Regions from separate parts of the Homo sapiens genome. Here region 2 is linked to region 1. Evidence: read pairs that join two places in POLR2A ChIA-PET (ENCODE). Cell type or tissue: endothelial cell of umbilical vein. All regions are shown on one strand. Each heading gives the region's core, and the rest is flanking DNA. Links, peaks and the distances in the headings are about the cores only.

Region 1 (15,202 bases), core at 6,624-11,623:
TGCAAGATTTCTTTTTGGGGAGCTTTTAAATTACAAATTCAACTTCTTTAATGGTTAAATAGTCCTATAACCATTAAATAAATTTAATTCAAATTTGAAAACCTCCTGAAAAATAAATCTCTTGTTTTCAACTCTGACCTGTAAAGAACTTGAAAATTGTTACTCCTGTCCTCAAAGAAGATAAAAGCCCCTTCCCCCCCACCAAAAACTAAAAATCAATGACATTTTTTGGACCCATTGAATAACTGAGGTCACAGGGCTAACTGCCACTTCAAAATCTGGAGAGGTAGGCAAATCCACAGATCTTAGCTGAGATCTGTTTCCCTGGAGCAGAAGCTGCTGGAGGCACTCTGGTAGGAATGCTTACATGGTGATTTAAAGGAATTGCTGGAGGCTGAGTGTGGGCAAGCATGAGAGTGGGAAATTTTGGGGGCAGCAGTTTTAGATGGGGGGGCCATAGTTCTGTGGGTTTTATCTTTAGGGACCCCATCATCTCATGATGAAGAATCAAGAAATATCCCATCCATCCTGGCTCTGGCAAGGGGAAGGAAAAGTAACCATTGTGGAATACACCCAGTGTGTTCTCCATAGCAAAGGAGAGTACTCCAGGAAAAATTTCACCAGAGCCTTAGGCTCATCTGGAGGATGGGGCCTTTCCCACTCTGCACACATTGGCCTTCCCAACTCCTCTAAGGGCCTAAGGGCAGGGTGGGTTGGGGTGGGGGAAGCAGGTGTTCCCTCCCCAATACCTTATCACCATACTAGCAGTTTCCAGTATAATAATAGTAATAATAATAGTGGATTATAGCTGAAAGGGCCACAAGACAGACTCTATCTAGAGTGGTCCTTGGGAAAGCCAAAAGACAACAGGGGGGTCAAAACAAGGACATTGGAGAAGCAAAGCCTCTGGTGCCTCTGGCTTACCTGTGAAGTCCTGTTCCAAGAGTAAGAACACTGGCTCCCATCACCCATCATCAATCCACTTAACCATTCAGTTCCAATATAGACGTAAAGCAGTATCAGCATTGTTAACCTGCATGGTCTGGAGTGAAAGGATCAAGGTTGGTCAGATTCCTGTGCTCAAGAATTTGAACTGAGAAATGGAAAGAATGACACAGTTGATGGAAGCTGAAGGTGAAAGAAGCCAAGGGGTAGGATGGGGGCCATGATGGGTCAGATGGGCCACTCAAGTTACAAGTAAAGAAGAGTCCTTGTGTAGACTAGAGATGTGATTGGAGAGGGAAAGTGTGAGCCAGTCATGCTCAGAGGCCAGGGCAGACTCAGGGAGAGATTGAGTCCTTTTGATGGCAGATTACTGGTGTGAAGGGGCAGGTTCTTGCTGCTGAGGTGCCCCAAGCTGCTGTGACTGGAGCAGGACTGAGTGACCTCGAGAACTTGGCTGGATTCTGGTGTTCCCTGCACCCTCGCAAGGTGCTTGTTACTATGATGGCTACTATGCATGCTTATAACACACTCCCCTACAACCCCCCCCCGCCCACACACACACACCACACACCCTCGAGGAAACTCAACCCAAACTCTGAGCCTGTAAACCAGCCAGAAAAGTTCTGATGGAATAGGTGACACACGCAATTTTGGAAAGATTGATTTTGAGATGTCTCTTTACACAGGACATCAGGAGGCAGTTGGTCAGGAACTAAGGAGAGAGGCATGGGCTGGATATCAAGACCTGGGCATCATTAGGAAGAGGGTGGCAGTGACACACAGCAGGAGGGAAGACCACAGCATAGGGAGCAGCATGGATTGAGGGGAGCCGAGGCCCAGGCTGCAGCTCCAGGGAGCCTCTGTTCTTGGTGGCCAGCTTTGGAAATGGAAGAGCAGTGGAGATGGAAGCATTTTATTCAGCGAGGTAGGATAGGTGGAGAACTGGGAGAAACCACAGAAAGAGAGAATTTCAAGAGCAGGGGCGTCCACTGTTGTCAAATAGCAACACTAGCACACAACAAAATATAATCCATGATAAAGATAGCAATAAATTGGCCGGGCACAGTGGCTCATGCCTGCAACCCCAACACTTTGGGAGGCCAAGGTGCATAGATCACCTGAGGTCAGGAGTTCAAGACTAGCCTGGCCAACATGGTGAAATCCCATCTCTACTAAAAATACAAAATTAGCTGGGCATGGTGGCGCATGCCTGTAATCCCAGCTACTCAGGGGACTGAGGTGGGAGAATCACTTGAACGCGGGAGGCAGAGGTTGCAGTGTGCCATTGCATTCCAGCCTGGGCAACAAGAGCGAAACTCCATCTCAAAAAATAAATAAATAAATAAATAAATAAAAGGCAATAAATCACTGTGGAAATTAAACTATTGTTCAACGAATGGTGTTAGGACACTGATTAGCTATTTGAGGAAAAAAGCCAATTGAGAGTTTCCACTTTCTGCTGTATACCAAAGTACATTTCAAGTGAATCAGAAAATTAAATGGTCACCTGTTTCATCTTGCCTGTTTTTGGTTCTTTATATTTTTATGTTTACTTTTTACTTTTTATTTATTTTTTTAGAGACAGCCTTGCTCTGTCACACTGGGTGGAGTGCAGTGGTGTGATCATAGCTCACCACAGCCTCTAACTCCTGGGTTCAAGCAATCTTCCTGCCTCAGCTTCCCAAGTAGCTGGGACTACAGGCATGCACCACCAAGCCTGGCTCATTTTTTAACTTTTTGTAGGGACAGGATCTCGCTATGTTCCCTAGGCTGGCCTCAATCTCCTGGGCTTCTCCTGCCTTGGTCTCCAAAAGTGCTGGGATTACAGGTGTGAGCCACGTCACCAGTTCTTTGTATTTCAAATTGAAGTTTTGGGTTATGTTTTTATGTGGACTGTTGTTGTTTGGTTTATTTCAATTGAAAGGAAAAGATCAATAGATAAAGCTACATAAACTACTGTCCATGCACCAAAAGCATCATATGCAAAATTAAGAGGCAAAAGGTAAACTGGAGCAAAATGCTTTTCATGTATATAATAGACAAAGGGCTATGTGCTTAGTAAATAAAGGACTCATATCCACAAGACAGGAGTAACACTGAGAATCCAGAGATAATGTGGGCAAAGAATACAAATAGGCAAAAATAGACATGAAAATGCTCAAGACAGTTGAGGGAAAATGTTCAAGTTCATGAGCGATCAGAGAAAAGCAAATTAAACCAATGAACTAGATTTTCTAAATTCTTGCCAAACTGACTGGAGCACAGACACTCTCTGGTGGCCACGTGACACTGTTACATCCTTTCTAGAAGGCAATTTGGCAGCTGATATCAAGAAACTTAAAAACTTGTATGCCCTTTCACTCAGTAACACAGGGCAGTTTCAATTCTAGGAAACTTCCCTAAGAAAATAAACATCATTGGGGTCAAAGATTCATATGCCAAGATGTTTGTCTCAGCAGTATAGTAATAGGGAAAGAATAGAACATGCTAAATGTTGACGAGTAGAGACAATTTATGGTACACGTTAAAATGAGTGTTAAAGATTCATTAAAATTATGCATAGAAAGAGTTTTTAGTGGTATGATAAAGTGCTTGTGATGCAATGTTAAGGGGAAAAAGAATACGCATTTCCATAAGTCACATATTTTCACCTCTGCTTTAAGAAAAAGATCAAAAAGAAATATACAAATTATTAAGAGTTTATGTCTAGGTGGTAGCTGGTAGGGTGATTGGAAAATATAGATAAGTATTTTTACAACTAGAATTTCAACGACATTCATTTCTATATTGTTGACTTCTAAAAATCTTTTCTGAGCTTAAAAACCTTTTTTTCTATAAAAGTAAATCAACTCAATGAAAGTTAATTAACTTGAACAATGTGTTGAAATAATTAAACTGATAAGAAAACTCATTGAATTTTTAAAAAGCACTAAGTCTGCTGTGATTATATAAATTCTATGTACAGAGAAAATTATTTTAGTGATGAGAGGAAAAGGAGACAGGAATGGACAATTAGCCTATGTAGAAATGTGTGTGTGTGTGTGTGTGTGAGAGAGAGAGAGAGACAGAGAAAGAGAGAGAATTAGTGTGATTCATTTATGAATACATATCAGAAAACAATACTTTCTCCATTTTTCTATTCTTTTAAAAATATTTTAAACACAGAAAAATTTAGAGAATTGTAGAATTATATAACCCATTCCTAGAGTTAATAAATGTTAGCATTCTGTCATATTCAGTTTATTTTTTAGGAAATAAACATTACAGAAACATTTGAATTCCCTGCTTCACCCCCACGCCTCCCCCCACAACCAGTTGGTTCTCTCCTCCCCTGCCTCCTGCCATATCACACCTCCTTTGTTGGTTCACTGCGTTTGAACTTATGAGAGAAAAAGCTGTCAGAGCTCCTTGCATTTGTGCATGCAGCACAGCAGGGCCTTCAGAGCTGCCCTCCCAACACGGCCTGTCCAAGCAGACTCAGCCTGGCCAGGTAGGTCCCTCATTCGCTAAGGCTAGCGAGATCCCCTGACTATGGCCCTCCAAAGGCACCTCCACTCACCCAGGGGTCCTGGGAACTCTCCCTGCTCCGCCCCATAGGCTGGGTAGCCTGGAAGAGTCTTGCCACTGGGCAGTCTCTTCTTTGGTACCAGAGGTCTTGGCTGTGAGCCATAGTCCCTTCTGGCTTGAGATTAGTATGGTAGGTGGCATCTCCTGGACCCCTCCACCCCTGCAGCCTGTTATTCTAATCTTCCCCCCACCCTTTTTTTTTTTTTTTTTGTCTTTCACAGCCAACTCTGAGAAGTGGTTTTCCACATTTCTTCCTTTGGGAATTGAAAGCGTTGGGGAAGCACAGGCATGAGGAACAGTGAAGAGCAGGAGCTCTTACAGTCTGTCTGCTGGGGGGTTTAATTCACTATCTCCTGCCAGGCTCATTTGTCCATGCATCAAATACTTAATGAGCCTCCACTCTACGGGAAGCACTGCTGTGGGCTTGGGTGATACCATGTTGAGCAGACACAGACTCAGTTCCTGTCTGTATTAGTTTTCCTTTGCTTCTGTAACAAATTACTACAAACTTGAGGCTTACAAAAACACAAATTTGTTGTATTATAGTTCTAGAGGCCAGACGTCTAAAATCAAGGTGCCAGCAAGGCTGGTTCCTTCTGGAGGCTTCAGAGAATGATTTGTTTCTTGGCCCCTTCCAGCTTCTGGAGGCTGCCTGCATCCCTTGGCTTGTGGCCCCTTCCTTCATTTTCAATGTGCCTCACTCCAACCTCTGGTTCTGTCATGTCTCTTTTTTCTAATGTCTGACTCTCTTGTGTGCCACCTATAAGGCCCCTTATGATTACAGTGGGCCTACTGAGATAATCCAGGAAAATTTCCACATCTTAAGATCCTTCACTTAATCCCACCCGCAAAGTCCCTTTTGCGTGGAAGGTAACATATTCACTAGTTGTGGGGATTTGGACCTGGACACTTTTGGGGGTGCATTATTCTGCCTATGACACCATCCCCACAGCAGTTTTCACTTATGTGATTAGTTGTTAAACAAGTCACTGCAAATGCAAGGAGGAGAGGCAGCAGCTTGGCAGGGAGCTCAGAGGCTGCCCCCAGGAAATGACTTGCTCAGGACCTGGAGACTGAGGAAGATGTGACAGACACAGAGGGAAGAGAGGGGTAATTCACACAGTGGGCACAGCAGGCGGCAGGATAGGGAAGACAGGTGGCAGGACAGGACGAGGTGAGGACAGGGACTCTCTGACATTTGTGGGTTGGTAGGAAAGACAGGAGGAAAGAGGAGCCTGAAATGAGGCAATGGAAAGGCAGAGGCCAGAGAGCCTAGATTAGGTAATTTGGTTCAGGATTCTTTTCTTAATGTCAATTGGAGAGTGTAATCAGGGATCACAGACTGGCTTGTTTTTTGAAAGTTTCCTCTGGCTGCATTGTGTTAAGAAGACCCTGGTGAAGGGATTCTGACCGTGGCCAAAATGACAACGTAACTTCCCCCCAAAGATGTCCAGGCCTGAATCTCTGGAGCCTGTGCCTGTTATGTTACATGGCAAGGGGGAATTCAGATAGCAGAAGGAGTTAAGGTTTCTAACCAGCTGACCTTAAATGGGATAGTACCCTGGATAATCTAGGTGGGCCAGTGTAATCACAAGGGGCCTTAAATGTGGAAGAGAAAGGCAGGAGAGTCAATGTCACATTGATGTGATGTGAGAAAGACCTGACAGGTTACTGCTGGCTTTGAAGATGGAGGGGCCCATAAGCCAAGGAGTATAGGCAGTCTCTAGAACAGCGGTCCCCATCCTTTTTGGCACCAGGGATCAGTTTTGGGGAAGACAATTTTTCCATGGATGGTGTGGGGAGGGGAATGGTTTTGGAATGATTCAAGAATATCATATTTATTGTACACTTTATTTCTATAATTATTACATTATAATATATAATGAAGTAATTATACAAGTCACCATAATGTAGAATCAATGGGAACCCTGAGCTTGTTTTCCTTCAACTAGATGGTCAGCTAGATGGTCCCATCTGGGGGTGATGGGAGTGACAGATCATCAGGCATTAGATTCTTATAAGGAGTACCCAACCTAGATCCCTTACATGCATTCACAGTTCACAGTAGGGTTCATGCTCCTATGAGAATCTAATGCCCCACTAATCTGAAAGGAAGTGGAGCTCAGGCAGTAATGCAAGTGATGGGGAGTGGCTGTAAACACAGTTGAAGCTTCTCTTGGTTGCCTGCTGCTCACCTCCTGCTGTGCAGCCTGGTCCTAATAGGCCACGGACCAGTACCTGTCTGTGGTCCCGGGATTGGGGACCCCTGCTCTAGAAGCTGGAAAAGGTAAGGAAACAGATTCTCTCCTTGAGCCTCCAGAAAGGAACACAGCCCTGTGGATGCTTTGATTTTAGTCCCATGAGATCCGTTGTGGACTTCTTAACTCCAGCACTATAAGATGATGGATTCATGTTGCTGTGTTCATTTGTTACAGCAGCAGTAAGAAACTTATCCAGCTTGGAAGTTCAGGGGGCTATTGGGGATTTAAATTGGGAGCAAGGAACAGAGGTAGGGAGACTTGGTCAATTGCTCTTTTAGAGATCTTGCCCCTGGGATGTGGGGAGCAGGACAGATGCTTTGAAAAAGGGGGCTCTGACCGGGCGCCTGTAATCCCAGCACTTTGGGAGGCCAAGGCGGGCAGATCACGAGGTCAGGAGTTTGAGACAAGCCTGGCTAACATAGCGAAACCCCGTCTCTATTAAAAATACAAAAAAAATTAGTCAGGCACGGTGGCGGGAGCCTGTAGTCCCAGCTACTCGGGAGGCTGAGGAAGGAGAATGGCGTGAACCCGGGAGATGGAGCTTGCAGTGAGCCGAGATTATGCCACTGCAGTCCGGCCTGGGTGAAAGAGCGAGACTCTGTCTCAAAAAAAAAAAAAAAAAAAAAAGAAAAAAGAAAAAGGGGGCTCTGCCAAACAGCCCTAGGTGAGGGAGGAGCTGGGCCCTGGGGAGCTGAGAGAAATGAGGGTAAAGAATGTGCGTTTGTAGAGAATAAAGAATAAGAAGGTCTTGGCCACCTCATGGAGGGTGGGGACGAGAGGCAGGAGAGGAGGAGAAAGGCACGCACCGTATCCAGGGCCCGCTATGTCCTCAGTTCATAGAGTCTTTATGTCTCATTTCACAGACAAGGAAATAGAGGCTTAGAAGCAGAAATCAAGTGACAAGCTCAGGCCACAGGGCTGAACAACGATGATGTGAATATTCAAGCTCCTGTTGGTTTGGAGAGGCAGATACGGTCCTGCCAAGAGCATCAGCTCCACAGGTAGTGTCAAAACATTATGGGTTTGTGTGGTGGACACAGAGCTGCACTGCCCAGCTCCCCTTCAGGAAGGCACAGTGGCCAGCTGCGGGCGTGCAGTCAGCTGCTGGTTGTAAGCTCTTTCCTGTGTACCTTGCCCAAGGTTACACCCCCAGGGAGTCTGTATCCAACCCCTTAGGAGCCAGGGTGTGAGAGTCTGGCCACTTGGACCAAATGTGGATACTGCCAGGCGAGCCTGCTCCAGGCCCTTGGCTGACCATGGCTGTGTGGGGCCTGAGTCACAGATTGGCGTCTTCCTCAGCTCATCCTGCCCCGCCAGGATTGACCCCTATTAAACTCAGCCTCTGCTTCGAGGAACCTAACCTGCAAGAGTAGCAGAGCAAGTCTTTGGATAGATAAGACAGTCTTTGGAGAGAAGGAGGCCTCAGTGGAGGGCTGAGGGGGCTATGCTTTGCATTCTAGGTAATGTTTTCTCCAAGCTGCTTTTATTTTTGGTACAGAAAAATGAGACAGGGTCCTCCCCATGTTTAAAGCTTCTTTTGGTTTTCATTTTCTCTGCTTTGGAGTTGAGATGTGGGTGATTGCATGTGTCTGGCTGAGTGAGAAGCAGTGCTCCTGAGCCTGATGGCCAGGAATTCCTGGGAACTTGGTGTCCTTCTCCTCTGGCTGAGCCACGCCCAGGTTCATCTTCAAATCTGGCTGGCTGTGCATCTCACCTCCCTCACTCTCCAGCCCCCAACTGCCTGCATGTCATACTGAAAGCAGCAGAGGGCTGGCAGAGGATACCACGTGGCTGCCTGATTCATTTCCAAGAGGGAAACCGACATTATCCATTCAAAGGGCAGAGGGAGCCATTGTTTACAGGAGCCTTTCCTCCTCCATCCTGGCTTCACCTTCTGGGAAAAGTGGGGACGCTCCACCTGCGCAGCAGCTTGTGGTAGGGTGGAGGGGGCTTGGGAGCCACAGTGGACCCCCCACAAGCCCTCTACCAAGGACCACGTGACAACAGGGATATGCACATTAACCCAAATTATTTGTCTACTTCAATCCCTGAACACTTTGTGTATCAGAAATTCTCTTAAAGATAAAGTGAGGTCTTTTTATTAACAGAGGTCAGAATGCAGGAGAGAAGAGGGATGGGGAGCCAGTCAGAGAAAGGAGCGCAGGCCTTCTCTACTCAGCCCAACCTGCAGGCTCCTCAGTGATCCCGGTTATACCGCCTGTATATGCGTATGCAGTCTTGTGCTAGGAAGTGGCTGAAGCCTCTGTTCTGTAGTCTCTGCTGATTTCTGTGTTGTAAACATTTCCCCCACAGCTGATATCAGGCTATCCAGGAGACGTCACTGAGCACAGAGTAAGGAGGAGCTGGGCAGTAGCCCCCATCAGGGAGGATTCCACCATCAAGACACAATAGATACCAGACCCTTAAGAGCATAGAAGACAGTAAGACGCAGTAAAATAATTAAGAAGTGATGAGTTTGGGTATTTATTACCTTTGTTTTTAATATAATTTATTTAATTGTAAGTTTATGAAATTTAATTTTACAATGGCTGTGTTTAACCACTGGTTCACAACGTTTCTGATCATTTAATAAGTGACTTTCACGGGCCAGTGATGAGCCTACGGCACTGCACTCCAGCCACTCAGCAACTCCATGTCCCCTCATATCTATCATCCTAAATGCCACAAGGGGTGAGTCTGTGGGCTCAGCTACAGTGTGGCTTCCCTTACCTCCACCCTCTGCTCCCAGCCTACCCTCTCTCTCGCAGTGTCTCCGAGGGAACTGCAGATGAACTTTACTTCCTGGAGGGAGTGAGCATAATGTAGTGGAAAGGGTTTTTCAAGTCTGCCATTCACTTAGAATGACGTTGGGTGAGTTACTTAACTAGTCTGAGCCTTGGTCTCTCAATCTCTAAAATGGGGTAATAGGAGTTACTTCATAGGGTTACTATGCTTTTGATAGGGATTGTTAACTATATCCCAATATCTATGCCTCCCCCACCCCCCCCCCACCATTTACAGAGCAGTAGAATTTTTAGCTGAACAAATACTGTGTGGATTGAAGACTGTGCTTCCCAGCCTCTATGGCAGCTAGAGAAAGAAGTTCTTTTTTTTTTTTTTTTTTTTTTTTTGAGATGGGGTCTCATTCTTTCACCCAGGCTGGAGTGCAATCGTATGATCTTGGCTCAATGTACCTTCCACCTCCTGGGCTCAAGAGACTCCCCCACCTCAGCCTCCCAAGTAGCTGGGACCACAGGCATGCACCACCATGCCTGGCTAATTAGATAAATAAATAAATTCTGCTTATTGGGATAAAAGTGGAAGTGATGTGTGCAATACCCAGGCCATACCCTTGAAAGGTAAGAACATGCTTCCCTTTCCAGTGTTCTCTCTTTCTGCTGGCTGGAATGCTGATGTGATTCTAGGAGTAGAAGCTGCTATCTGGGCCGGGCACGGTGGTTCATGCCTGTAATCCCAGCACTTTGGGAGGCCAGGGCAGGAGGATCACTTGAGGTCATGAGTTTGAGAACAGCCTGGCCAACATGGTGAAACCTTGTCTCTACTAAAAATACAAAAATTAGCCAGGCATGGTGGTGAGCACCGCTAGTCCCGGCTACTCAGGAGGCTGAGGCAGGAGAATTGCTCGAATCCAGGAGGCGGAGGCTGCAGTAAGCCGAGATCGTGCCACTGCACTCCAGCCTGGGTGACAGAGGGAGACTCCGTCTCAAAAAAAAAAAAACAACAACAACAAAAGAGAAGTTGCCATCTGGACCATGAGGGAGAAGCCTCATGCTGAGTGGCAGAGGAACCAGGTACTAGGAGCCTTGGTCTGATAATCATGCGGTTACCTTACCAGCCCTGGTCTACCTACTCAGCTTTTTATAAGTGGCAGAAATGGTATTAAGCCTTCATAATTTTGAGTTTTTTTTTTCATTTTTGTATTGTAGTGAAATATGCATAACACAGAATTTACCATTTTAAGCAATTTTTAAGCATGCAATTCAGTAGAACTAAGTACATTTACAATGTTGTGTGACCATCATCATGATCTGTTTCCAGAATAGGTTTTTCCCATCTCAAACAGAAACTCTGTATCCATTAAATAACAACTCCATATTTTACCCTCTTCCAGCCCCAGATAATCCCTATCTTACTTTCTGTCTCTATGAATTTGACTATTCTAGGTACATACAAGTGGAATCATACAATTTTTGTCTTTTGTGACTGGCTTCTTTCATTTAGCGTGATGCCTTCATGGTTCACCCATGTTGTAGCATGTGTCAGAATCACTTTCCTTTTTAAGGCTGAATAATATTCCATTGTATGAATGTATCACATTTGCTTATCCATTCATTGGTCAATGGACACTTGGGTTGTTTCCACATTTTTGGCTACTGTGAATAATGCTGCTATGAGCATTGGTGTACAAGTGATTTTGAGTCTTTTTGTTAAAGCAGTGGAAACAATATACTAACTAACACTGGTCTTAAATAATGCACACAGTGTTGTTGCAGTGCCTGGCATATATTTCCTCTCTTTGCTCTTTTTTTCTTTTTTTTCTGGAGAGTAAATCAAGGGATGTGGTAAAGAAAAGTTTGGGATGAAACCAGTGGCTGGCTCAGACCAGCTCACAAAAGCCAATGGTTACATTTTCAGTAAATTTGAGAGCTGGGTGTTAAACTCATGTTGACTTGAAATTGGCCATGGTGGGGGTATTTACACTATGGTAATTGGCAAACAATATAAATCGGGGTTTTTTTTGGTTTCTGAGAGAGCTGGTTGTTAAACATTATGAGCACCTCCCTGGAGAAAAACCTTCTTTTGCTGGAGGCCCACAAGACTTTGTTATAATTCCATCTTAGGTGGAGGAGGCTGTGAAAATTTTGTTAATTATGTTGTTTATGGGTGAGCATTGTTGTATGTGAGGTTTATGAAGTAGACATTTATTTGTGCATGTATGTATGTATCCTTTCTGAAAATTACCTAAGGTCATGGCAGAGAGGAGACTAGCTAGACATGTTTGCTGTGTGTTGAGGGCTAGGAGAGTGCTTCATGTTGAGATGGCTGCTGATAAGTGGAGCCTCCATCAGCCTGGGGACCCCTGAATGATAAGAATTCACAGAAGCCCCAGCTGCCCTGTGGTGGACGGGTAGCACGAACAAGAAACGCGCCTTTGTTATTTTAAGCCAGTGAGGTGTTGAAGTTGTTTGTTCTGCATCATAATCTAGTTTATCCTGACAGATACATCCCCCAAGTGGAGATGTCTGGTAGGTAGCTGCATATATAAAAAGAGTGTACTAGACTCCATGTAAACGGCATTTAAATCCATGGGATTAGTTGAGCTCTATAAATGGAAAAGAAAAGCGGTCCAAAGACAGAGCTCCGGGGGTTCATCTATGTGTAAATGTTAGAGGGATGAGGAGGAACCAGAGAAAGAGTGAGAAGGGGTAATTGGCTAGTGGGAGGGGGAAGGCCAAGAATGTGGGGTGCTGGAAGCCAAGTGAAGAAAGGATCAGACAGGAGGAAGGAGAAATTTACAGAATGGTTGGGAGTGTAAGTTAAGGCCTGAGAGTCATCTTGGCACCAGCAAAGGGGAGGTTTCTGGGGACTTGCGAGGGGCCAGGGTACAGGCTGACTGCCATTAACTTACTGATACTCTCAACCATTCAGTACATTTACAAAAGATTGGAAGGAGGAGAGCTAGAGAGAGGGCACATAAGCCTTCCTAGGACTCTGATGCAAAGGAATGACAGAGGAGGCAACACCTGGAGAAGGACGTGGGGGCAACAGAGGGCTTGGGGAGAATTGCTGGAGCTGTTGAGCGAGAGGGAATACGGGACCTAGGGCAAAGGAGTTTCCCATAGCTGGCAAGGTCCATCTCCAGGAACAGGAGTGAGGGGAGAACGGAGACACAGAGCTCAGAGGATGGGGGAAAGCAGGTGGGCGCCTGTGCAATGCCTCCTCCATGTAATGGGAAGCTCGTCACCAGAGGGAGGCTGTGAGGCTCTGAGGGAAGAGAGAGGCAGCAAAGGCAGAAAGCCCCTGGACAGGGTGGGGCCTGTGATAGGCAGACCTCTGGGGGGCTGCTGCCCCTGCTCCCACTCCCCATGTGGGCAGCTGTCCAGCTGCTTTCTGCCCCACCAGCCTCAGGGAAAGAAGATCTCAGAAGGCAGAAAGGCAAGGGTAAAGGGTAAGGCTGGCCTGGAAATCCTTCCCTGCTGGCTATCTGCCGCCAGGTAGAAGTAGGCCGCCAGGTAGAAGTAGCCCACCTGTCCACCAGCCAGTCAGCGAGCAGACCTCCATCTTCTTTATTAAACACCTTCTAAGCTCCTGACACTGAGTGGTTGCTGGGTATATTAAAGTACTGTCTTTCCTACTAGACTCACTGCTGTGTCATGTGACTGGAGCTCAGTTGGCAATGAGACTCTGAAGGAGGAGCAAGTCTTTCTGCCTAAGAGGTGAAGGCAGAACTTTGTAGGAGTTGGCATTAACAAGTCAGCAGTTTTTTTTTTTTCTTTGTTTTGAGACAGAGTCTTGCTTTGTCACCCAGGCTGGAGTGCAGTGGTGCGATCACGGCTCACTGCCATCTCTGCCTCCCAGGTTCAAGTGATTCTTGTGCCTCAGCCTCCTGAGTAGCTGAGATTACAGATGTGTGCCACCATACTTGGCTAATTTTTTGTATTTTTAGTAGAGATGGGGTTTCACCATGTTGGACAGGCTGGTCTTGAACTCCTGGCCTCAAGCAATCCACCCACCTCAGCCTCCCAAAGTTCTGGGTTACAGGCGTGAGCCACCGTGCCCTGCACAAATCAGCAGTTTTTCGTTTTGTTTTGTTTTTCTCGGAAGAAGACCAGAAGGGCATTCCTGCAGAGAGAATAACATCGGCCAAGGCACCCAGGTGTGAAGGTTTCAGCCTGCTGGCCTTACCTGCTGTAGAAGAGGCTCCCAGTGCAAATAAGTCTTTGTAGCTGTCAGGAGAAGGTTTCTATGGAGAAGAATATTATTCAGGAAGCCTAAGGGGGCTTGATGGACAAGGACACAGGGAAGTGTCCCAGGGTGAGAGGGAGACCAGAAAATGGACCCTTTGGTTATGGTAGGCCCATGTTCACTGAACTGAATTGTTCAAAATCCAACTCTAATGTCTGTGATGGGGACCCTGCAGGGGCACCCTCCTTTAAGTCAGTAGTCAGAAGCTGAGCTTAGTCACTAAATTGGCAGTGTCACCTCTGGAAGGGACAGCTGTAGTATTTAAGTCACATGTGAGCCATCACATTCCTGAGTTATTCAATCACAAGAAAATTGATATCTCAAATCTGCAGAGGAGAGGAAATGAGCTAATATTTCTTGGGGGCTCTTTGAAATAGCAGATAACATACTAAGTACTTTGGCATTTTCTCCCTTAAGCCAACACCTTCGCTTCTTGTACATGTTGTATCTATTAAGAAATAGGGGCTCAAAGATGTGCTGCACAACTGACACAGAGCCAAGGTGGCCAACTAACAAACCTGTGCTCATTCCCAAATGGCATGAACCCAAACATCTGTGGAGGCCAAGCGAACATCAGCTCAGGTGTGATGATAAAGGGCAACTGAGCCTCCCCTTAATTAGAGGGAGTGACAGGGGGACTGTGTGCCTCATGGGAGTATAAGCCCAATCTTTCTGTACCTTTTAGCTTTTCCAAAGAAGCCAGAAATCTGGATTTTGAATGAAGTTTCCCATGTCTGAAGTATAATTACTTAAAACACTGTGCTGCCCAAACAAGACACATTGATGGGTTAGCCCCCAGCTGTGAGTTGCCATATTCCAAGTGTCCTAGTTGGGATTGCATTTAGCTGTGTGTGACACATTCCTGCTAGGGTAGTGCAAGCACAAAGGAATTTGTCTTCTCCCATAACGAGAGGTCTCAGGAGGTAGTACAGGGCTGACGTGAGCTCTGCAATGCTGCTGTCATTGTCCCAGCTGTGTTCATCTTTCTGCTCCATTCTCTTGAGTGGGAACAGCAAACAAAATACAGTTAGCCATCTGTGTCCATGGGCTCCGTATCTACAAATTCAACCAGGATGAAAAATATTTGGAAAAAAATAATGCAAATAAAAAACCAATGGAGTGTAACAACTCTTCAAATAGTATTTACATTGTATTAGGTACTACTATAAGTAATTTAGAGATGATTTAAAGTACAGGGGAGGATGTATATAAGGTATCTGCAAATACTACTCTGTTTTCTATCAGGGGCTTGAGGAGAAATCTGCAGATTTTAGTTTTCAAGGAGGTTCTGGAACCAATCTCCTGCAGATATCGAGAGAGGACTGTACTCAGCGTGTGTAAGCAAGGCAAGATCAGGGATCTGTCTGGTTGAAGTTTGCTTGCATTGCTCTTGGTGCAGACCTCCACCAGTGAAGTAAATCTGTAGAGGTACCTGCTGTGGG
Region 2 (15,202 bases), core at 5,384-10,383, 900 kb before region 1:
GCCCAATGGAGCCTTTGAAGCAATGAGAATGAATGAACTGCAACTGCACGTCATCTCGCAAACATAATGTTGAACAAATGAAACCAACACAAAAGAATATGTTCTATACGACCGGTTAGCATTTTTAGAAGCTAACTTGTAATGTTAGAAGTCAGGAGAGTTGCTACCATACTTAGGGTGGTAGGTTACTGGAAAGGCGCACAAAGTGAGAACTTTTTGGTACATCAGGCTGTATTTGAAAAGATAAAAATAAATCTGAGTGAGATGGGAGAGGCAGGAGAGGATGATCGGATGCTCCAGCTCTCTGAGTGAAGTTCTGACTCTGCCCTGTTGGGCTGCGGTGTTTAGAATGTGAACCAGTCCCATCCAGTGGACAAATGTAGAAGTGCATGTAAAGGCTTAAAATATAATAGCAAGATGTCTGGTCTGTCTTGGGAGTCTCTGATAGTCGCAGCTAATTTTGGGTGTGGGTGCAGATCCTGGGCTCAGAAATGAAATAGAGCAGGCCGGGCGCAGTGGCTCACGCCTGTAATCCCAGCACTTTGGGAAGCCGAGGCGGGTGGATCACGAGGTCAAGAGATTGAGACCATCCTGGCCAACATGGTGAAACCTCGTCTCTACTAAAAATACAAAAAAAATTAGCCGGGCGTGGTAGCTGGCGCCTGTAGTCCCAGCTACTCGGGAGACTGAGGCAGGAGAATGGCGTGAACCCGGGAGGCGGAGCTTGCAGTGAGCTGAGATCGCGCCAATGCACACCAGCTTGGGCGACAGAGCGAGACTCCGTCTCAAAAAAAAAAAAAAAAAAAAAAAAAAGGAAATGAAATAGAGTATCCAAGAAGAGTCTGAGGCCAGACTTTCTGTCCTGCTACAGAGAGCTGGGTTCGCCAGGCTGAGGGAGACAAATGACTTCTCTGGTGGGAGGGATAGGAAGCAGAGAGAAAGGTGGACCCTATCCCAGCTGAGGGCTCCACTATCCCCACGCATTGTTTGCCTCACTAGGAAGTCCAGCTGGGTTAGGAAATCACCTTTACTCAGGTGCTAAATGCTAATCTCATAAGGTAGGTAGTAATGCCCATTTTTCAGATGAGGGAACTGAGGCCTGGGTAACTTGACTTGTAAGTGGCAAAACTAACGTTTGAATTCCAGTCCGTCTGGGTCCAAAACCCATTTCTAAATTATGATACTCTATGTTGAGTGTCTTAACCTTTTTTTTGTTTTGTTTTGTTTTTTGTTGAGACGGAGTCTCGCTCTGTCGCCCAGGCTGGAGTGCAATGGCGCAATCTCGGCTCATTGCAACCTCCACCTCTCTGGTTCAAGCAATTCCCCTGCCTCAGCCTCCTGAGTAGCTGGGATTACAGGCGCATGCCACCACGTCTGGCTAATTTTTTTGTATTTTTAGTAGAGACAGGGTTTCATCATGTTGGCCAGACTGGTCTCGAACTCCTGACCTCAGGCAATCCGCCCACCTCGGCCTCCCAAAGTGCTGGGATTACAGGTGTGAGTCAAGGAGCCTGGCCAAGTGTCTTAACCTTTTTTGTGCCATGGCCCCCACCCCTACCCCCAGCAGTCTGGTGAAGCCTATGGGGCCCCTCTCAGAATCATGTTTTAAAATGCATAAAATAAAACACATATGATTATCAATTCTACTGAAGTTTCTAAGAATGTCAATCCCATTGAAATAGTTACCAAGTTTTAAAAAAATTATAGTATAGCGTGTGCTATTTATGTGTATCTTTATTAATGCCTTAAATACAAGATCTAGCAGTGGGTCTGAATTTCCAGGAAGTAATGAATGTAAATATTTTTAGATGTCTGTTCTGATGGTAATGTGAAATGAAACTATCAGGGATTTCACTGGTGACAAAGTCATGGGTGACATTCCAATGAAAGAAAATACTGAATTTCCATTAGAGGTTAGTGAAAATAAGGATGTAATCTTATTCTCATGTAAGCTCAGATCTCTTGCATACCAGGTATGGGTCCTTTGGGGATCCATGGACCTTAGATTAAGACTCCTTTAATTGTTGCCTCTGACTCCTCTCCCTTTGCCCCTGACTATTCCCAGGGCTTTGCTGGAAACCTGCCTGTGAGCTGACAACTAGCAAAGAGTGCTAAGTGTTTGTTAAACAAGGCAAGATCACAGTGTTCAGCAGACACGAAAGGCCTCAGATGGGCTGTTGGACCCAGAAATACACACAGGAATAAGATGCAGCCTTGCCTTCAAGAAGTCCCCAGCCTAGTAGAGGCAATGTCTCTATAGGTTATGATTTACCTCCAGATGAATTAAACAGGCAAGAAGTGAGTGCTTTGGGAACATACGAAGAGTAATCCAATGGGCTGGGTAGTCCAGGAACGTGTCCTCTACGGGATGATACTAGGGTTGAGACTGGGATGGGCAGCTTTAGAAGGGGCCAGGAACACCTAGTAGTTAGGCACACAGGCTCTCTCATCAGCCTGGATTCAAAACCTGGCTCCATCACTCCCTAGCATTGGGATTTTGGGCAAGTCTTCCTGATCTCTCTGTGCCTCAGTTCCTCATTTGTAAAATGGAAATGACCCTACCGCTTCATAGGGTTGGTTGGTGTGAAGATTAGATGAGTTTAGGTGTTGTCGGCCACAGTGATGGCACTGATTGTCATTGGAGAGGTAGACAGAGGTTGAGGCCTTTCTGGGCATTAGAAACAGCACAAACTGTGCAGAGACAGGATGGTTTTCTTGTGAAAGGAACTGGGCAGAGAAAGTCATGGGTTTGATGAGTTAAGGTGGAATGGACAAACATGTTTTATTTTTCTAGTTATGTTTTTATTTGTTTGCCTTGGGAAATAACATCAAATGTGTGATTTTACTGATAATATTCCATAAAACAGGACTAGAGTGAGTATTTAAGTTTTAAAGAGTGGTGAGTTGATTTATAGAAGATATATTTATACAATAATACATAGTATAGGTGGTAGAGGGATGTGGCAAAAAATATGAAGGTGACAGCAATGCCTCATTTTAATCACTGGATTAGGAGATAGGAACCCTCTTCACCTTATGAATTTTTCAAAGTTCCTCTGGCTCAGTCCAGCAATTCCTGAATCCCTGAATGGGACAGAGGCTGACAGCAAATGCACAGTGTTTGGGAAAAGCCCAGAAATTCTGTCCACACCCAATTCATTTCTGAATACACTCAAGGGCAATATTTGAAATTGAAGGTCACCACCCAGAAGCAGGTTATGAAATCAGTTAATTACATGGTGGCTCACACCTGTAATCCCAACACTTTTGGAGGTCGAGGCAGGTGGATCATTTGAGATCAGGAGTTTGAGACCAGCTTGGCCAACATGGTGAGACTCCATCTCTACTAAAAATACAAAAATTAGCCAGGTGTGGTGGTGGACACCTGTAATCCCAGCTACTCGGGAGGCTGAGGCATGAGAATTGCTCAAACCTGGGAAGTGGAGGTTGCAGTGAGCCCCAAGATTGCACCATTGCCCTCCAGCCTGGGTGACAGAGTAAGACTCTGTCTCCAAAAAAAAAAAAAAAAAAGAAAGAAATCAGTTAATGAGTCATGTCTAGCTATTTATTTATTTATTTATTTATTTATTTATTTATTTATTATTCATTATTTTTTGAGATGGAGTCTCTCTCTCTCTGTTGTCCAGGCTGGAGTGCAGTGGCACAATCACGGCTCACTGCAACCTCTGCCTCCCAGGCTCAAGCGATTCTCCTGCCTCCCGAGAGTAGCTGGGATTACAGGTGCCCACCACCATGCCCAGCTAATTTTTGTATTTTTAGTAGAGACGGGATTTCACCATGTTGGCCAAGCTGGTCTCGAACTCCTGACCTCAAGTGATCTGCCCCCCCAGCCTCCCAAAGTGCTGGGATTGCAGGCATGAGCCACCATACCCAGCTCATGTTCAGCTTTTAAAAACTATGAAACAGAAAGGAATAGAAACTATCCTTTTCATTGGTAGTTGGGTAATATTATTTTGTGAAACTTTTTTTTTCAGGTGTGTGTATGTGTACAATAGACTGCCTGGTAAAATGCATTTCCTATTGTGGGATACAGACAAAAATAACTGCTTAGATGGAAACAGGCCTGGATTCTCATCCAAATTCTCCTCCTCCCCTGCTGTCTAGCAGGGTGGTCTCCATACTCTGTGAGCCACAGAAACAGGTTAATTTTGCTGGGTGGCTAACTGAGATGGCAAAGTGCTATGTTTATGCCTGGTGTTCTGATTTAGCCAAAGTGTTCCTGAGCCTATTTATATGCCCAGAACTCTCCATTTAGAGGGAATTGAGTTCTTTAGGAGAGAGGACTGGGATCAGGCCAAACAGGCCATGAACCCATGTTCCCTTTTCCAGATTCCAAGCCCACACCCAGAGCTTCTGCTTCCAAACATTCCATCACTTTTCCAGTTACAACATTTCCATATCTTTCATGACTTCCTCATTTTGTAGCCACACTTCCCACTCTGATATGTGATGTGGGTGGGGCACGTGCTCATTCCTGGAGCCGCCTCCCTGTTGTCCCACCTCTACCTCTCCGGGAACCCGCTGTGCTGTGGGACAGGAGGAGACCTAGCGGACAGCCTTTGGATAAAGCAGGTAGATAAGCATTGGAGGGGAAATAGCCCTGGAGCAGACTCTGAGACAAAGATTTGAGTGTAAATTTTAGGTTGAACTATATGAAATTGCCATTTTTATAGGTCAAAAATCTCAAATATTGGCAATGTCATATGGTCCCACTAACAGTTTATCTGGAAGTTGGAGACATGGGCAGGAGAGTGGGGAGGTGAGGCAGAGGAAGGAAGGCAGCCAGTGAAGAGTGTGTTAGCAAACCAGCTTCCCCTGTGGGTGGTTGGACTTAATCCCCCAGGAGAAACTCGGGGAGACAGTGCAGTGCACACACCTTGGAGTTATTCCACCCAAGGGCAAGGGAGGTGGGGTATTTAGGCACCAACTGACCTCAGTCATTGGTTGAGGGTTCTTGGTGGGGGGCAGGGAACATTATGTCCTGGAATTTCTGGCATGCTGCACTGGTGGGCAGGGGCAAGACAGGCTTTGTTAGCCAGAGCAAGGCCACAGACAGAGCAGTGTGGGTACTCACAGCTGGAAGTCAGCCAGTGTGTGCCCAGCAGGTGGGAGCTCTGGTAGACGAGGGCCACCAATGGTGCCTGCTACAGGAGCTCTGCCAGGGGATTCCAAAGGTGCCTTCAGTGAGCACCTCTGGCCACACACTCATGTAGATGAGAAAATATGATTGTAGTTTTCTAGAAGAAGCTATTTTCTATTTTGAGACCCCCATTCTACAGGATATGGAAACTTAATTGCAGTCACTGTGAGGGTCACCACTCGCCCAGAATTACATCAGTTCCAGGAAACTGGTTACTGCCCAGGTGCAGGGGAGCATGGTGCCACCTGGTTCTTGGTGGCACCTGTCCACACGGGCCTCCACTTAGACATCAGCATCCTGCCTCCCTGTTGGACATCAGCCTATGTGTCCACACTCAGGGTAGTCCACTAGCACCTTCAGGCCTGGCAGCCCATTGAAGACTTCATTTGATTGCTTCAGGCTAGGGCATGGGATGGGGCTACCTGTGGCCCTGTTCACCTTGGACTCCCCATGTGCCATGTCCCTGTGCCCCCTAAGTCCCGCAAACACCAGGACCGTGGCCATAAGACAGGGCACGGTGTCCCTCTAATGTTTAGACTGACCTGCTTCCCTGCTGCCTCTTACCTTCTCAGCCTGGGGAATGCTTTTTTAGTTTGGTATAGAATAGAAAGAGAACCTTAATTTTCTCAAACTCCTGTACTCAAAGACCAAGAAAAAATTCAAAGACCCTTCCTGAGTCTCACTGTTTGAGCAGAAGAAAAGTGAATGGTGGGAAAACACCAATTAACACTTGATTGATTGATTGATTGAGACAGAGTCTCATTCTGTCACCTAGGTTGGTGCAGTGGCATGATCTCGGCTCACTGTAACCTCCACCTCCTGGGCTCAGGCAATTCTTGTGCCTCAGCCTCCTGAACAGCTGGAACTACAGGTGCATGGGACCATATCTGGCTAATTTTTTTGTATTTTTGGTGGAGACGGGGTTTCACTGTGTTAGCCAAGCTGGTCTTGAACTCCTGACCTCAGGTGATCCACCCACCTCAGCCTCCGACTGACATTTTAAAAAACGTAATAGTGCCTTAACCCCTAGGGAAACCCTGGCCCCACCCTTAACCATAAAAAGAAATTGGTCAGGCATGGTGGCGCATGCCTGTCATCCCAGCTACTTGGGAGGCTGAGGCACGAGAATCACTTGAACCTGGAAGGCGGAGGCTGCAGTGAACTGAGATCGTGCCACTGCACTCCAGCCTGGGCGACAGAGCAAGACTCCGTCTCAAAAAAAAAAAAAAAAAGAAAAAAGAAAAAAAGAAAACAAAAGAAAAGAGAAAAACAACATCATAAAACTACAAAATGTATCTGGGGAGAGGGGAAAATATCTGATTCAGAAGGGAAAATCCTGTAAACTAACTGGGTGGAGGCTGAGGGTGGGGGTGGAGGTAGTCTGGTCCAAATCCCAGTGCTGCAATTTGGAAAAGTTACCTAACTCTCTGTGCCTGATTTTCCTCATTATAACATCGGGTTCGTGGGAGGATTAGACAAATTAATACATGTAATGCACTTGAAACAGTGTCCTGTCCAGCCCAAGTGCCATGTAAGCATCAGCATTATTGTTCGGCCCCTAGTGCCCTGTCTGGAATGAAACCCAGGACAGGCCCTCAGGAAGGGCTTCCTGGATGGACAGATGGGGTGATAAAGTGAAGGGGTGGTCAGGCAAGGTCCCCAGTTCTCAACTGTTGATTAGCTGTCAGCTTTCTCAGTTTCCAGAGACCTTGAAAATATTTAAAAGAAAATAGTTCCCAAGAAATGAAACTGGCTCCAGAAAGCTGACAGCTCATCCTGTCCATGACACTTACCCACTTCCAGGGTCACCTGCAAACACCAACTTCCTAGCCTTACAGTATGTGATCTTCTTTGCCTGGAACCCGAGGGTGCATCCAGCTGCTGCTATTTTTGTCCCTGGCTTTGGGCTGAACTAATAATGTTATGAGAAATTTTAAGAATTTGTGTTGGGCTGCATTCAAAGCTGTCCTGGGCTGCATGCGGCCTGTTGGTTGGATAAGCTTGCTCTATAGTCACTTTACAGACAGGGAAACTGAGTCCCAGAAAGCCTCAGGTGGTGGAGTCTTTGTATAAGAAGCGGTAAGACCACTGTTAGGTAAGAGCAAGTAATTCTAGGAAGGCTTTCTACATCAAAGCCTGCATTCTCCCAACAAACATTTACTGAGTGTCTACTGTGTGTCCAGTGCTGGCTGGGCTATGCAGTGGGGGATGTTCAGATGAGCAAGCAATAATTCTGTCCTGGAATCACTAACCAGATCTGAGGTGGAGGGGCTGGGGAGCAAAAAGGAGCAAATAATTACACAGAATATTCACAAAGACAATGAGCAAAAGAGCACCGGAGTAGGAGTCAGAAAGTCCATGTGGCTGCTATCAACTGTGTTTCTGGGCAAGTGACGGGGTTTCTGAATCCTGGCAACCCTGTCTGCAAAATGGATGTGATAACTTCAGCCTGGCCTAACCCACAAAGCAGATGTCTGGAGAACCACTCTGTAATTCTAACATGTAGTAAATATGTAAGTGAAGATATTTTGATAAATGAATACATATATTGATTTCAAACAAATGCATTTGTAGCAAGGCAAGGGACTGGCAGTTGGGGAAAGGATTATACATAACCCCTTAGCTGAAGGGTGCCTTGGGCAGATGTACAAAAGAGGAGATAACACAGTCTGAGTGGCCAGCGGGGGCCAGGCTGGGGACAGCACAGAAAGAGGAAGTGGAAGAGGTGAGAGGAGCATCATTTCCTTCCTTTTGTGCCGTCAATGGAGCATGTTAGGAAGATCTGAGGTTCTGGCATAACAGCAAATAAAAGTGAGTAAATGTGGGCTCTAACCAGGCTTCTAAATTGGAGGGCAAGTTTGTAGCCTAGGAATTCAAAGTTTTAAGGCCCTAGAGAAGGACTGGACTGACTCTCTCATGAGTTAAGCCAGAATGGGGTGAATTTTGCCCAAGGAAGACAGAGAAATAAAAGAAAAAGAAACAGTGAGACAGAGGATGAGGCAGGGCCAACCCAGGGCTCTCCCATCAAAAACCAGGCTGTCAAGAGCTGCCAGACTCAAGAAGGGGCAATCAGAGCATGAGCTTGGTGGTGCTGGAGGGAGGATGCCTGATGGAGAGCAGGGGTGGGGGTGGGGGATCTGGGGCTACCTGGCCAGGCTCAGCCCTTCCTGGAACTCTTTGCCTGTGGAATTAGGACTGACTCCTCCGACTGCAACCTGCCCATTCCAGGAAAAAGCCCAGCCCTTGTTGGGAAGATGCCTCAGTGAGTTTCAGGGAAACGGGAAACCTAGTTGCTCACACAAAGGCTCAGAGGTCTCCCAACCACCTGCCCTGCATACCAGGGAGTGTCTGACGTGCTATGGCTGGGGGGTGACACTGAGGGAGTGACTTAGCCGTGGGCCACATCTCATTAGGAAAAGCAGCTTAACAGGAAACAGATGGGTTGAAATATTTTAAAAGAGGATGAGACAATTTGAACAGCAAGATAAATAATGAGAGTAACAGGATAAAATAAATACCCATGAGTTCATACTAATATAAATACTTAAGAAGAAAGGCTAACTCTTTTAAAAAAAAAAAATTTTTTTTTTTTTTTTTTTTTTTGAGATGGGGTCTCCCTCTGTTGCCCATGCTGGAGTGCACGGCACAATCTTGTCTCACTGCAGCCTCCACTTCCCGGGCTCAAACAATCCTCTCAACTCAGCCTCCCAAGTAGCTAAGACTACAGATGCATGCCACCACACCTGGCTAATTTTTGTGTTTTTTGCAGAGATGAGGTTTCGCCATGTTGCCCAGGCTAGTCTCGAACTCTGAGACTCAAGCCATCTACCTGCCTTGGCCTCCCAAACTGCTGGGATTACAGGCAAGAGACACTGTGCCAGGCCCAGCTCTTTCTTATAATAGAATTCTAATTAATACATGTAGAAAGAATTCTAATTAATATATGATGGAAATAGAATATCACCATTTGGAAAAAACCACAGTAATAATTACTGTTGGAAAGTATAAATGGATGCAAAAATTAGTGGACAAAAGCATGATGAGAAATAGGATATTTGTGTAGTCTCAAAGTAGCAAGATACTTACTAATTACAAAAGGTAAATAGTAATTTCACAGTGGAAGAACTTGTTAGATACCACATTTTTCAAGTGATCAAAGTTAACATTGCCAGGAAAGAGACATCTTTAAATTATGTACCTCTGATACGTATACTGAGGACATAAGATCACTTCTGTGTTGTTCCTGCCCAAAATACACAACCTCAGTCTAATCCTGAAGAAACACCACACTGAAATTTAGGGACATTCTACAAATGAACTGGCCAGTACTCTTCAAAACTGTCAAGGTCATGAAAGACAAAGCAAGACTGAGGAACTGCCCCAGAATGAAGAGACAAAGGAGACATAAGAACCAAGCGCATTCTGGTTTAGATCCTGGGCCAGAGAAAGGACATTAGTGGGACAACTGTTGAAATTTGAATAAGGTGTGTAGATTACTCAATAGTATCATGTCAATGTTAATTTCCTTGTTTAGATTCTTAGTCAGTACTGTGATTATGTAGATGTGTTAAAAGTAAAACCTTAGAGGCCGGCTGCTGTGGCTCGTGGCTAGAATCCCAGCACGTTGGGAGGCTGAGGCAGGTGGATCACTTGAGCTCTGGAGTGGGAGACCAGCTTGACCAACATGGTGAAACCTTGCCTCTATTAAAAATACAAAGATTAGCCGGGCATGGTGGTGGGCACCTGTAATCCCAGCCACCGGGCCGAGGTAGGAGAGTTTATTGAACCTGGGAGGCACAGGTTGCAGTGAGCCGAGGCCGAGCTCACACCATTGCACTCCAGCCTGGGCAACAGAGTGAGACTCTGTCAAAAAAAAAAAGCAAAACCTTAGGCAAAGTAAATGGAGTTTAATTGAGCAAAGAACAATTTGAGAATCAAACTAGATTAGGTTCAGAGAAACTTGGGTGCTGCTGCATGTGGAAGAAGACTTATGGACAGAAAAGGAAAGTGATGGACAGAAAATGGAAGTGAGGGACAAACAGCTGGATTGGTTACAGCTTGGCGTTTGCCTTATTTGAACACCATTTGAATGGTTGGCCACATGCGATTGGCTGAAACTCTGTAATTGGCACAAGAATAGGTTATAGCCTGTTTATACATTCAGTTTGGTTACAGTTCATTATGTGTGGAGAAATCTTTACGCCAAATTTAAAATATGTAAGTTTTATATATTAAATGTATAAAATACATGTCTTATATATTAAAAGTATATAAAAATATATGTTTAGCCTTAGGCTAAATGCAATTTAACTGATGTTAATATTAGGGGAAGCTGGCAGACAGGTATCCAGGAATCTCGTGCTTTATTTTGCAAGTCTAAAAATTATTTTAAAATAAGGATGTACAAAAGGGGGGAGGTGAGGGAGAATAAAAAAGGAGCCCAGGTCCTAGAACTTAGCTGTTCTGTGGGAGGGACCGAGGACCCTGTGGCTCTTGTTGGGCAGCTCCTTGGGTCTCTCTATTGGAAACTAGTGTTTGGCCTAGAGAAACTTGGAGGCCTCACTTGAAAGGTCCCCTGCTTCCTTCTGCCTGAGTAAAAACCCATCATAGTCTTAATGTCCATTCTTGGTAGCCTGTGGACCCCAGAGAAAGGCAAATGTCTAAGTCCATATCCATCTTCTTGGGACATTCCGTTCTCTGACGCCTGTCTGAGGGACTATCTGTACCCCCAATAAACTTGCAAAAACCGAGGCCCAGAGAGGTGAAGCCACCATCTCTAGGTCACACAGCCAGTAAATGCAGAGCCAGGTCCAAGCCCAGCTGTGTGTGACTCCAATGCCATGCCTTTAACCACCTGACATTACTACTCTATTATTGCTCAGTCCAGGTGGAGACAACAGGCATTCACCAAGCACTTGCTGTGTGTCAAGGGGGCAGTGGGACTGGAGGTGAGGGTGGCTGAGGTACTGATCCTGGACCACAGGTGCTGTCCTGGGAAGGCAGACCCTCATACTGCTAAGCATATGTCAGGTAATGCATCATATATCCACAGTCATTCATTCATTCAGTCTCTGCTCTTGCCTGTCCCTGGGCTCTGGGTGGTGGGTCAGATATGGTCCTTCCCCTGAGAGCTCCTGACCCAGCAGGGGAACAGATAGTTAAATAGGCAGCTAATCATACAGAGATGCCATGAAGGGGAGTCGGGGAGAAGGGAAAGAAAGAGGGAAGATGATTTGGAAAGTCTGGGAGATGAAACTATTGGTGACACAGTGGGTGTAGCAGACACAGCCCTGCTCAGTGGGAGTTATGGCCAGAAAAAGAGATTGGGTGGAGTTTAGAATTGGGGCAGAATGGGACTGAGATCTTGCTGAGAAGGTATCCAGGATGAAGAAGCTGAAGGTGATGTTGGGAAGGCCCTTCAGGTAGACACAGGGTAAACAAAGGCCTGGACCTCTGGGATGGGCTGTTAGTGTACTTGACCCAGCTACTAGGGAATCATTCCAGAGAGGGGATACATGCTTTCCAAACACTATCTTTGGGGGATGCTCTTTTATGGGGTGGGAGTCATCTGAGCTTGACTCTTATCAATGAGAGAAATAGCTCATGGCTATGCAGCTGAGATGAGGGCTGGGGCAAGGGCAAAGGGATTTTTTTTATTCCAGTTGAAAGCAGGATATACATAGGCTGCTGTCCAGAGAGGGGATGAGCGCATGGAAAGGAATTACACTCTGTCTGCACTTCCCTGAGGAAGAGGCACCTGGCGCTGCCGCTCTCCTCCCAGGCTTGTGGTGGACATTCTCAAGCAAGTCATTCTGGCTCCGGTAGGTTATAGCCATACTCGGGGTGTGGGGTGGGGGTGAGACTTCCCAGGGGACACAGGGAGAGACTGAACCCAGTGGCTTGGGGAGTGGGCACAGGTGCTGGGAAGAGGGAGGTGCTAAGTCAGTGCAGAGCTTTCTCTCCAGGGCAGCTGTTGGAGCAATTGCTTCCAGCACCTGGAGAGTGATGGGTCTTCTGACCTCTTTCCCTTCCTTGACTCTGGCTCTGAGAATCTGCTTTGCAGATTCTGAAAACCCCTGAGAGTTGGTTCTCCAACCTGGCTGGGGGAGCTCAGGCATTCCTTTCCATCTCTGGGCCTCAGTGTTCCCGGCTGTAAGATAATGGGGCAGATGAGATGGTCTTTAAGGGCCTCTCTCCCAGGGCCAAAGTTTCACAGCTCTGTGGTCTCTTCTTTTGCACATGTCCACCCTCTCCCCATCCTGCTCCTTTCCCAAATTCTTGGCCCCCTTCCTTCTGCCCAAAACAGTTCCAGATTCAAATAGTCCCTGGATCTCCTCCCATGCATCCCAGCCTGAATCAAATGTCATTTAATCAGCGAGTTTATTCATTTTAGGGGCTGGAAGAGAACCAATAGTATATGCCAGGCCCTTAGTTTACCATAATAACCCTGCAAGGGAGGCAGATTATAGGTGAGAAAGCTAAGTATCAGAGAGGTTAAATAATGAGCTCGGAGTTGCACAGCCATTAAGAAGTGAGTTAAGCTATATTCTGTCTGTTCTACCCTGCCTATTCTGTCTATTCTACCATGCTGAGTGTCCTGCCTTTCCTGGGGATAGTGGGGTTTCATTTTCATGCTGAAATACACACGCAAGGAGTTCTCATGGGAACATTACAGGCAACAAGTACAGAGGCAAAAAACAAAACATCAAAAAACATTCTGGGAAAGACATGAAAGTCTCACCTTCTGCAGCAGCAGCTCCTTGAAGGGTCGGGCTCTGAAAGTGCTTACTTTTTGTTAGCTGAAATAAGTTTTGGGAGGAGGGTTACTCTTGTGATTTTATATATGTCACAAACATCTCTATCTCCTGACCAGGCCAGGAAACATTGAGTGATGTGGGGTCCCAGGGAGCGTGGGGAGCAGGCAGGCCTCACATATCTCAGGAGAAGCAGACAGCTATGTCTAGCTGGAAGCTGCAAGGGGACTCCTGCCCTGCTGAGGAATGGACAAGGCCACTCCCTTCCAGCCAGACTTTGTGTAATCTGGTGTACCAGACGTGGCTCTGGGCATGAAAACAGACAAACAGGATACACTAAGATGTTCCTGTGGGTTATTTTTGCAGTGGTAGCATCTCAGGGGACTTTTGTTTTTGTTTTTTGGCCTCTTTTCTATTTTTCCACTGTATTTCCACATTTTACATTGAATATATATTATTATGGCAATCAGGAAAAAATAACATGTTAAAAAAGTAAGGAGAGAGAGTGTGCCGTGATCTGGAATCAGAGGCCAGCTGATTCCTCTGGCCAGCTGTGCCTGGCTTACAGTGTGGCCCTGGATTTCCTGGGAAACTAGAGAGGCGATACCTGTTCACCCCTTCACGAGGGAGCCAGGAAGACACAGCAATGACTGGGATAAAAAAAGGTATCTGGAAACACAAAGCCCTGTGTAAGTGTCAGGGCTGGTTTCTATTATCTTCATTGTGTTTTATAAATCACAATCTGAATATGCTTCCCATGCAGACCATCCAGAAGGCAGCTGTTCATCCTGCAAGCCCGAGGAAGGGGTGCACACAGGCTGAACTCCCAGTGTGTGATTTGGGGCTCCAGCTCTGGAGCCAGCTGCAGGAACTTGGTTTCCAGTTCTGCCATATACTTGCTGTGTGTCCTTGGGCACTTTACTCCCCTTCTCTGAGTCTCAGTTCCTCATCTGTAAAATGGGGCCCATTTTATAAGGTTATTGTGAGAAGTCAGTGCATTATTACATATAAAGCTCAGGGAAGGGGATCTACAACCTAGTTGTTATTATTGTTATTTTTTTGAGACAGGGTCTCGCTATGTTGCCCATGCTGGTCTCAAACTCCTAGGCTCAAGGAATCTACCAATCTCAGCCTCCCAAGTAGCTGGGACTATAGGTGCATGCCACTGCACCTGGCTGTGCTTACTATTTTCTTTGAGTGGTATTGTAACCTAGCATTTAAGAGCATGGACACCCATTTCAAATCCTGGCTCTACTACTCAATTGCTCTGTGATCTTGGACCAGTTCTCTAACTTCCCTGTGTTTTAGCATCCTCAGCTCTAAAACAGGGCTAATAATAGTATTTACTTCTATCAGGTAAATGTGAGGATTAAATAAATTAATATATTTAAAGCCCTTACCCTAGATTGTATTTTAAAGGAGGATATGATTTCCACATTCAAAGGAAGCCAGCAAAAGTATTTTCCACTAGAAGTGATCTCAAACGGTGTCCTTGGCTTCATATTTCAAAGGCTGGTGTGGCCTCTGGAGATCACATTCAGTCTTGTTTATTTGATCAGTTTGCATGTTGAATCAGCTGCACTGTGAACAGTACACTCAGGATGGGTGTGCTTTCAGCCCCTGAGGGACCTACACATGACCCTGTCCATAGGCTTCTTGGCTGTAGGTAGGGCGGCCGTGAAATTGATGTCTAAGATGGAAGAGGGGAGATGGTGGGAGACACAAAAGAGGGTTCGCTGAGTCAAGCAGGGTTTGGTCAAGCTCTGTGGGGGCCTGATCAGGGGAATGCTGGTGAAGGTTTGACAAGAAGCTCTGGGCTGGGGGCACAGGGGAGGTAGGATGGCAGAGGAGAGGAAAGCCTTGATTTATAGCATTTGCCATGGTGTAAATATTCCCAGTTTCAGGTTACCAACTTAACATCACTGAACGCAGAGTTGGTTAATTCCATGATCATTTGTTTAATGCCTCCCAGATGCCATATGACTGGCTCTCAGCACACCACTGGCTTTGAACCTTCCTGCCACTAGTTGCCGAGGCCAGAAGTCCCACTGTCGGAACCTCAACCTTCGAATTTAAGTTTGATCCATTTTGAAAGGGAGTGTGGGGGGGAAGGGGTCGTCACTTCCACCTCACGTTGTGAGGGCCATCCAATCCCCGGCCCCCCATTTGCTAATCTGAGGCTGTGGACAATTGGGCTTCACCTATCCACACCTGTTTCTTTATCTGGAAAGTGGGGATTATAATCACTTTGCTTCCCAGGACTATGGTGAAGATAGGATGAGAAAAT

Evidence for each region. Peaks named below come from ENCODE experiments on the same cell type or tissue, not always from the same donor. Only the 100,000 strongest peaks of a DNase experiment are listed, where the experiment ranks them.
Region 2: POLR2A ChIA-PET joins it to region 1 with 7 read pairs; 2 of 35 experiments call an interaction of 5 or more read pairs at or near these places.

What each region holds. Positions count from the first base shown.
Region 1 is chr3:43,739,862-43,755,063 of GRCh38, forward strand. No RefSeq gene overlaps it. Among named protein-coding and RNA genes, the nearest start is that of ABHD5, 57 kb to the left of the region's middle. RefSeq lists an enhancer at 13,384-14,583. In endothelial cell of umbilical vein, for the core only: no CTCF peak of the experiment used is centred there; a DNase peak (open chromatin) is centred at 8,560; H3K27ac peaks cover 257 bases.
Region 2 is chr3:42,839,473-42,854,674 of GRCh38, forward strand. The region is part of intron 2 of ACKR2 (atypical chemokine receptor 2); the gene reads left to right. LOC124909373 (a long non-coding RNA gene) reads right to left here and starts at 12,975. Exons shown (of 2, transcript XR_007095895.1): 1 at 12,903-12,975. In endothelial cell of umbilical vein, for the core only: no CTCF peak of the experiment used is centred there; no DNase peak of the experiment used is centred there.